Linked DNA regions of Homo sapiens: region 2 is linked to region 1. A link is a loop called in an ENCODE intact Hi-C map of the cell type or tissue named here. Cell type or tissue: mammary epithelial cell. All regions are shown on one strand. Links, peaks and the distances in the headings refer to the core of each region. The heading gives the core; the rest is flanking DNA. Region 1 has its middle 10 kb from the start of LINC01713. Region 2 has its middle 81 kb from the start of LINC01713.

The links. A loop is a pair of places that touch in the nucleus more often than their neighbours do. Peaks named below come from ENCODE experiments on the same cell type or tissue, not always from the same donor. Only the 100,000 strongest peaks of a DNase experiment are listed, where the experiment ranks them.
Region 2: it touches region 1 in a loop (2.8-fold over the local background); 1 of 110 quality-filtered maps calls a loop at or near these places.

Annotation. Positions count from the first base shown.
Region 1 is chr20:6,744,357-6,748,755 of GRCh38, forward strand. No RefSeq gene overlaps it. Among named protein-coding and RNA genes, the nearest start is that of LINC01713, 10 kb to the left of the region's middle. In mammary epithelial cell, for the core only: no CTCF peak of the experiment used is centred there; a DNase peak (open chromatin) is centred at 2,765.
Region 2 is chr20:6,653,079-6,657,477 of GRCh38, forward strand. No RefSeq gene overlaps it. Among named protein-coding and RNA genes, the nearest start is that of LINC01713, 81 kb to the right of the region's middle. In mammary epithelial cell, for the core only: no CTCF peak of the experiment used is centred there; a DNase peak (open chromatin) is centred at 1,963; H3K27ac peaks cover 2,115 bases.

The DNA.
Region 1 (4,399 bases), core at 318-4,317:
ACCTCATCACCATCCTCTACTTCCTCTTTCTTTGCCTCTGCACTGTTTGACTGGGGTTGCCATAATTCTGACATGGCCTGCTGGCTGGATTAAGATCTTCTGGCTTTCTGAGATGGTCTGCATCCTGTTTGCTACATCTGTATCCCTAAGCTCCTCATGTCAATGTTTCCAACCAAAATGTATTAACTTTGAACCCTTGGCTCCTGCACTCTACTTTGCTAAAAGGATGCTGGCCTTCCTTGACTTTGCATGGAGCCAATTTCCCTCCCCCTCCAAGAGCATCTACCTCATGGAAGGATATACAAGTTCCTTCCTCTGACAACAACCCCTCTTGCCAGGTGCTGTGCCTTGGAAACACAGTCATATTTAAGAATGGACATTGCCCCATCATTTGCACTAACTTAAGCTGACTGACTACTTGTGCACAGGACATACCAGAGTCAGAGCACTGGAATTATTATTTTATGTCTTTTCTTCTAGCTTAAAAAAGATATTTTTAAAAACTGGTTTCATAATGGACAGAAAGTATTACGTTATTGACCTGAAAATTAAAAAAAGCAAATGCTTATTAAGGCATGTTGGTCACTATGTGTTAGAGGACAGGAATTCCTGGTGATGCAATCGGCTTCATCCAGCAACTGAGTACAGAAAACCTTTTCATATGTGCTAAGCTGCAATGAAGCCTCCGTGCAAACAGTCAGCTCTGACTGTGGATCCCAGCTTCTCTGCTGAGGTTCAGATCCCTCAGGACAGCATTTCCTGATGGAGTCAGTCACTCAATTCTGTATCCAGGCACTCACATTGATGACACGCAAGCAAATAAAATGGTTTATGAGGAAAGATTGCTACCGAGTCTTGGTAGTCCTGAGGGTCAATAAAAATGTTACTTGAGGAAAAGAATCATCAGCGTAAAGATTAATTATCTGTTAAATCATGGTGGTGAGAGTAGCTTTTTCTATTGGGTGATGAATTTTTATGCGTGTTCTGACATGCATGAGTTTGACATATTACACAATTGGTACGACAAAAACAGAGAATGCACAGTGAGGAGCCCATATGAGGTGACTGTAAGAGGATCTGACTGCATCTGAGAGGCAATGCACTCTCTTGAGCAACTCAACTCCGATGTCCACTAAATGGAATTACTCCTAAGTGTATCACAACCATGGCCCAGTTATTTAATAAGAAAATCATACTTAATATGAATGTTTAACATCTTCAATATAGGCAAATGTTTTGTTTATAAAAGTCAGGTCAATAAAACAACACTACTCCTTTCTATTTTTTATCATAAATAATAAAGAATTGCTTGTGGAGTATCTAAGGTACAGTCAGGAAAACTGAAATTACTCTAGGTGTATCAAACAGAAGGAATTTAATAGAGGGACTTGACAGAAATATGGAGGAGCAAGGAACCCATAGAAGGGATGGTGAGGCAACCCACATGTTAATGACAGCAATTAACCTCTAAGGTTAGCAGGAGTAAATGGTGTTACCAGGGCCAGAATTTGGAAGCTACGGCCATGGTGAGGTCTTCTCAGTGGAAGTTTAAATCATAGAGGGGACAATCATTGCCAGGGATGTAATCTGAAGCACAGACAGAGGGGGAGAATTACCCTGGCTTCTTCCATCTCCCCCCTCCAGCCTTCCAACAGAGCCTCTGTTTGCCTAAATCTACAAGAAACCCAGGGAGAAAAGCAGCCTGAGAAATGCAGTTTCCAGAGCAGGATATGGGAATTATTACTAACTGGCAAATGACTAGGACACTGGTGTCTCAGAAGACAAGTATATTTGTACATTTGCCCTAGATAATTAACCTATCTCTTAAGTGTACTTTGATGAGTGAATTTTAGCTCCATTTTTATTATTCTGATTTAAAATGAATGAAGGAGAATCACAATCAGGCTGTGATGTGTTTGCCAATAATTTGCCCTATGAGATATCTAGTTAGGTCTCTCTGTACCCATATATCTTCAATTTTCCTTAAATGTTCTTTGCTGTCCACCTCCTTCCATTTTTTATTTTAGCCTTGGGATTATCCACTAAACAGGAACGATGATTTCATTCATTTTTATAACCTAATCCCTCAGAGGGTGAGACAAGCTGGAAGATGAGGGAGTACCTGTTGGTAACTATTTTAGACAGGTAAATTTAAATTTTATAAGTTCAAATATCTTACTCAGTACTAGGACGTGAGTAGGGAAATGTCTGGTTCAATGATATAAACACAGCAAACATTAGCCCAGAATGTAGTAGGAGAAATGCAAGGAAAAGAAGTATTTCAGAAGCATCCTGCTTTTTAAATGCTAGAATTTTCTTTGGTCTGAATTGCTGACGTCCATCACAGTTTTAGCAACCTTTTTACTTGCTGCCATGGGGATCTGTTCTCTGCAATCCAAAACGCAGAATGACTTGATTCTGAAACATATTGAGTGCAATCTGCTTCTAAACCTGCAAGGCATATCTAAAATAATGTGCATGTTTTATTGAACTGATACTGCCACAGTGTCTATTATTTGCCTACATTATTCTAAGGACTTGATAAATATTATCACATTTTACTTTTTCAAGCAATGGAAGGTACAGATATGAGGACAGGTCATGTGCACTGGTCTATCATGTCTCGTCATTTTGCAAATGAGGAAACTGGAACACAGAGACATTAAGTAATAGCCCTGCAGTTAAAAAGTTAGCAGTTGGTAGAGCCAGGATTTGAACCCAGGGGTTCTACTTCTAGAGTCTGTGTTCTTAACCACTATGCTATGCTATTGTCTTCGATATGGCAACCTCAGGTTAGTCAGACCTATTGCATGAAGGCTCACAGCTCTACTAGTGAGCATTCTAGCAAGCAAGGTGGAAGCTGCCTGGTCTTGCATGATTTGGCCTCAGAAGTCACCTAGTGTAACTTGCACTTTAATCTCTTGGTCAAAGCAGTGATGAGCCCACTCAAAACTAGGAGTGTGGGAAGAGTGTCAAAGCGTCAAAGAATTTGCAGCCATGCTTGAATCCATCACACTGGGCAAAATACCAGAAACAATAACCACAATATACGATACCCAGAATGGTGTGTTGGTTTTTATTTGCTGAAATGACCTTATGGTTTCCTATATTTGGTCCTCATTTATCTACAGCAGGAAATGGAAGGAAATAGAGTCTTTCCTTTAGGCAGTTCTCTGTTCCAACTGGTATTCTTCTAACGCCTCCCTTAACTCTGACAACCTTCTAAATGGCATCAGACAAGACTTCCACGGACTCAAGTTTCATTGATGTAGTTGTACCCAAACAGAAAATGTTCTGTTGCCTATATTCAAAACACATTGCTAAGCCAATTTTCTCTAAATTCTCCTGAATTTCCTCCCCTGGGAGGATTTTACAACTGCCAAGTTTGAATATTAAACCTTTAGGTACTTTTGAGTAATACTCAGCAGAGAGAAAAGAAAAAAAAATATTTTAATAAGGTGACGTTGGAGAGAGAGAGAGAGAAAGTGTGTGTGTGTGTGTGTGTGTGTGTGTGTGATTCTCAGAGAAAAATGTAGGTATTTCTGTTTTAACTTAACTGTAAACTACTGAACTAATTTAGCTTAATCTTTTGAATACAAGTTCAATTTATGAGGCCAGTGACTATCAAAAAATTTAAGCTGAAAAATAATGGGAAAACCACTCAACTCACCAAAATTCTGTTTTTCATTAAAATCTGAGTTTGTGACAAATGTGGCTTTGTAAAAAATAGCTCTGGTGAATGCTACTATTAATGTACTTGATGACATTTCTTTATGATGTTTTCCCAAGGGAGCAATTTGATTGGTATAGAGAAAAATTTCAAAAGAAGGTTTCCTTCTGTGTCATGATCTAAGACACGAATTTCACGTGCAGACAAACAAATATTGGAGTGATCAGGCTGGTTGGTCTGTCGGGTCTTTATAGCCAAGGTTAATTCTAATTACATGACTGGCTGCAAATTTGCCCTTTCCTCTCCCACCAATGCAGAAGCAGACAAAAGATGGCTATTGGAACACAACAGTTCACAGTAACATTCTCTGCCATAACCTCTAAATGTGCAGACAAAAATGTTAAAGGGGCTAGCAATTAAATTATTTTTATTAATTAAGGATGGGCCAGCATGAAATCAAATCACCCAATTAGTTCAGCAAGAACTTGAATAAACCCAGTCATCAGGAATATCCTACATGGAATATCTGAATGATGGACGGAGTTGAAGGAGTTGACTTAATTAGAAAGCTTTTTCAGCCTTCCTAGGGCAACGAAACTTCTTTTAAAGTCTACATGTGCAATAAAGTAAGCTTAATGTAGCTTGGACTTAAGCTTAGACAGCATAAGAAAAGGGTTCCAACCACCACTTCTGGGACCGGACCACCAAGATGTGATTCCCATTTCTACT
Region 2 (4,399 bases), core at 153-4,152, 91 kb before region 1:
TGGCACCAGCTCTCACAGAGCCTGCAGCACTTATGGCAAGGTGCATATGTTGTTTCCTGTCTGCCTTCCCAGTTAGACTTGAGGAGTGCTGTGAGGATGGGTATAGAAGAAACATCTGTTTTCCCAGGGCCCAGTCCAGAGCCCACCCCATAGTGGATGCTCAATAAGTACTTGCCAAGTGCTTCCTAGAAATATGTTAACTGTTTCTTTCTGATTATTAGATTTTCTTATTTGATCTTTTCTGGCAAAGTGGTTGCTTCTGTATTTTCTTAGAATTCCATTTGTGTCATAAGTGATCTCTTCCCTACTTCATAGCCTTTATACGTGCTGGATCTCTCAGGACCAACAATGCTGTAGCTCTTCAGGCTAAGCAGTGAAGATGAGTTTCAGGGATTGTGAGTGTTTTCCCAGACCTTCTACAGACATTTGCATATGCATAGGCAAGTGCCTTTTGGGCCCTCAATAAATATTTGTTGAGGGAAGGACAGGTGGATTGATAAATGGATGGGTGGACGGATGAATGGTTGGGTGGATGAATGGTTGGATGGATGGATGGATGGATGGATGGATGGATGGATGGAAGACAAATATACTGATGGATGGTGTGCTGAAGATGTTGACAACTTCTTTAGTCTGTTTATCTCTAAACTCCTTTCCCCTCTGTGAATAACTTGTCAGATCCCTTTTTTGCTAGAGACACTGTCAAGGAAAGCATTTCCTAATGCTTGTAACACTGCTAAAGCAAGAAGAATATTGGCAGAAACTTCTATTTTCAATGCAGTTTTTAGGAAGGTTAATTACTTTGTGTTTCTGAAGATGTAAATGTTCCTCAAGGAAGAAATCTCTGAATAAAACTCAATGACAAGATCTTTATAATGGACTTCTGGTTATTGCTATGTGCAATGCCCTACCTATAACTCGCATTTTAATTGATGTATCCTGAGCAAGATTTGAAACAGATCTCTTTCCCTCTCTTCTAATTTTAATGAGTCTTCTCTAGCAAGCACCTATATCACCAGAGAGATGCAGAGAACCTCAGCATACTCTGGATGGGCCTCCCTCTGCAATTTATGATGAAGTCTGACTTCAGAGTGAGTTCGCAGCCTCCTTCCTGCCTCTCCTCTGGTTTCCAGGGTAGCAGACTCTTGTCTCCCTTCAGACCTGGGCTCTCCCAGCTCAGTCCCACTTGGCATTTCTAACTGAGGTTATGGATACACATTGAGCCCAGAACTCATTGCTTTTTTGGAAAAGGCAAAATAAGAGAGGGGATTTTCCATATTCACATTTTTCCACAGAAATGTATTCATAAGCTTTAAACTTGCCCAAGCTCTGTTAATGTATGTGGTTGGCTCCTGTGCCAATTTTCATTGTGAATAAGATGCTAAATAAAAGGGTTCTTGTCTTTCCCCTTTCTCCTCCCCTCCCATAATTTCAACTTCATAAACCTATTTTGTAAGTGAATTAGGTCTTAGGAGAGAATCAGAAACGATGTTGTTCTTTTAGCCGCTTACAGTGTTTGCTTTAAACCCTTGATAGGAACGTGGGCTTGTGACAGCAGCGGCAGAGGTAAACAGATGACTTTATATATAATGCTTTTTACAAGGTGGTTCAGTTCGTTTCTAACCTTGGTCTCGGCGTCATGGAATGAGCCAGGGAAATTCCTCCCCTTAACCCTACCCTGCACGTCCTCCCTTCAAGGGCAAGAAAATGTCCATTTTGCCTTTGGTTTCACAGCTCTTTCTCCACAGTAGAGCTTGCATAATGCTATACCCCCCAATCCCAGGGAACCCCGGTAGTGTCACCAGGTATTTTTATTATTATCATTATTATTTTCATCAGGTGACTGTGAATGTTCACAATAAAAGTTGCAATTTTTATGAGCCATGAGCTGGCGTGTCCTGGCATGTCCTGGTTGTCAAGTTTCTGTGCATTTTGGTTCAAATGTTCCCTGCCTGTGTTTATTCCTGGTCAGACCACACCTCCTGGGACTGTCTTTGTGGCTTTTGCTCAGCTGCTGACTCAAGTTGCAGAAGACATGGGGAATAGTAGAGCAAGGTCTGCAAGATTCTGGCCTGAAGGAAAAGGCTCCATAGCTCTGCTTTTGAGCCATGGAAGCTGCCTGCCCCTCCCTTTTCCTGGAAGGTCCCATGACTAGTTTCCTAATACCAACTAGTCAAGAATATGTAGGGCTAAAGGGACATTAATATTAACATAAGTGATACAGTGAGGACCAGAAGCCTTGGATGTAAGGGAGAACACGTGAGCTTTCCGTCAGAGAAGACTAGGTTCAAATACCAGTCCTCCAAGGAAAGCCAGCTCCTTGCTGGGGACCTTGGGCTAGTGCTTAGTATCTGATTTCTTCATCTGGAAAATAGCTATAATAATGGAACCCATCTTAGAGGGTTGGTTAACATTATATGAAAAAATGAAAGTTCAATGCACAGTCTGTGATCTGATATAGGTCAGGATGCAATATTGTTAATACTATTAGCTACTATAAATATTATTGGTAAGTAATAATTTCCTATAATTAATATAATAAACAATATTGTATCAAAATTATCTAAATCATTAATACTGATAAGCAATAATTATTTACTGGTAATTATAGATATTAATATTACACATTGATTGATCTTGCAGAACCTCTTTTTCTTCATCTAGAAAGCAGAGATTAACATGGACATTGAAAAAAACCTCTGACTCTCTAGGGATTTTGTGAAGATGAATAAATGACTTTGAACAGTGCCTGGCCCTTTGCACAGTGCCTAGCCCTTCAGCCTGTAACAAGTGTTGCTGTTTTTAACGAGAGGTTAGTTGTCCTTCTCAGGCCCTCTGTAAAAGAATGTATTACTTTGCTTTTCAGCCAGTGTGACTGTCTCATTCCAGCACTTCTATTGCTGTCTATAAAAGATGACTGTGGCCAGGCACGGTGGCTCATGCCTGTAATCCCAGCACTTTGGGAGTCCAAGGCAGGAGGATCACTGAGGTCAGAAGTTCAAAACCAGACTGGCCAACATGGTGAAACCCCATCTGTACTAAAAATACAGAAAAATTAGCCAGGTGTGGTGGTAGGCACCAGTAATCCCAGCTACTGGGGAGGCTGAGACAGGAGAATCACTGAAACCCCAGAGGCGGAGGTTGCAGCGAACTGAGATTTTGCCACTGTACTCCAGCCTGGGTGGCATTGTGAGACTCCATCTCAAAAGAAAGAAAGAAAGAAAGAGAGAGAGAGGGAGGGAGGGAGGGAGGGAGGGAGGGAGGAAGGAAGGAAGGAAGGAAGGAAGGAAGGAAGGAAGGAAGTAAAGAAAAAAAGATGACTGCAAAGTGACTTTAGAGGCAGGTCATGGGCCTGGTGACACCCAGCCATGAGGCTGGATGGGGGGCCCAGTCTCCTGGAGAAGATGATCCCTCGGCCTTGTATATCTCAATCCAGGCCCAAGGTCATGGATTCTTCCTGGCAGGCTAGGCTGATGGACTTGGTTTATGAGCTGCAGTCTGTGCCTAAAGACACCTAGGAGGAAGAGCTTAGCTGCTGAATGTACCTGGGGGACCTTCCCCACCTATGTTGTCTGCCTCAGTTGCCTCTTCCTTGGGAAGAGGTGCAGACAGAAGGTGGCAGACTCTGGGATAGATCCAGTAGAGCTGTAAAAAACAGGCTGGCTTGTGTCACAGCTTGCCTGTCCCTTTAAGCCAGGGCTTCTGGCAGACGGACCTTTGACAGTCTGGTGAAGCCTATGGATTCCTTCCTGAGGATAGTTTTAAATCCATAAGATAAAATATGTGGGGTTTCAAGGGAAACCAACTACATACCAATTTTTTTTTTTTTTTGGAATTATACTACAGTAATGGATGTATTTCTCTAATAGTCAATTAGAATGATATGAGGTAGGTGCTAAAAATATAATAATTTTGAAGTAGTAATGAGTGAAAATGGTACCATAGGGCATCCCTAGGATATACAAATATTTGATTTCTTTTAGGGGCAAAGTCATGCAGCCTGCTAATGCTTCTGTGATTTGTGGTCTGTGTACATATTGAAAAGAAGTGAAACATTTCAGTTGAAGGTTAGAACAAATAAGGTGGAATTTTCTCTCCTGTCCAGGTTCACAGACCACATAATAAGGAGTCCCCACTTTGCTCAGCTGGTCTCCTAAGTCTCTGTGCCATGAGAGGTCGTGGCCCCAACTTCTCTTTGTCTTGTCATCTCATTTGCGTCACAGCCTCTTGCGTGCTCTTTGACCTTTATGCAGTACCCCTGCACCCATGATCCAGGTCGCATCAGGCCTGTTTGTGCACTCTCAGAGTTTAACGGAAGAACCCATCTTTCATACTTCATTATTTAAAGAAGGCTAGACTGATTTTAAAAGCACAATGTACATGAAAATCACCTGAAGTA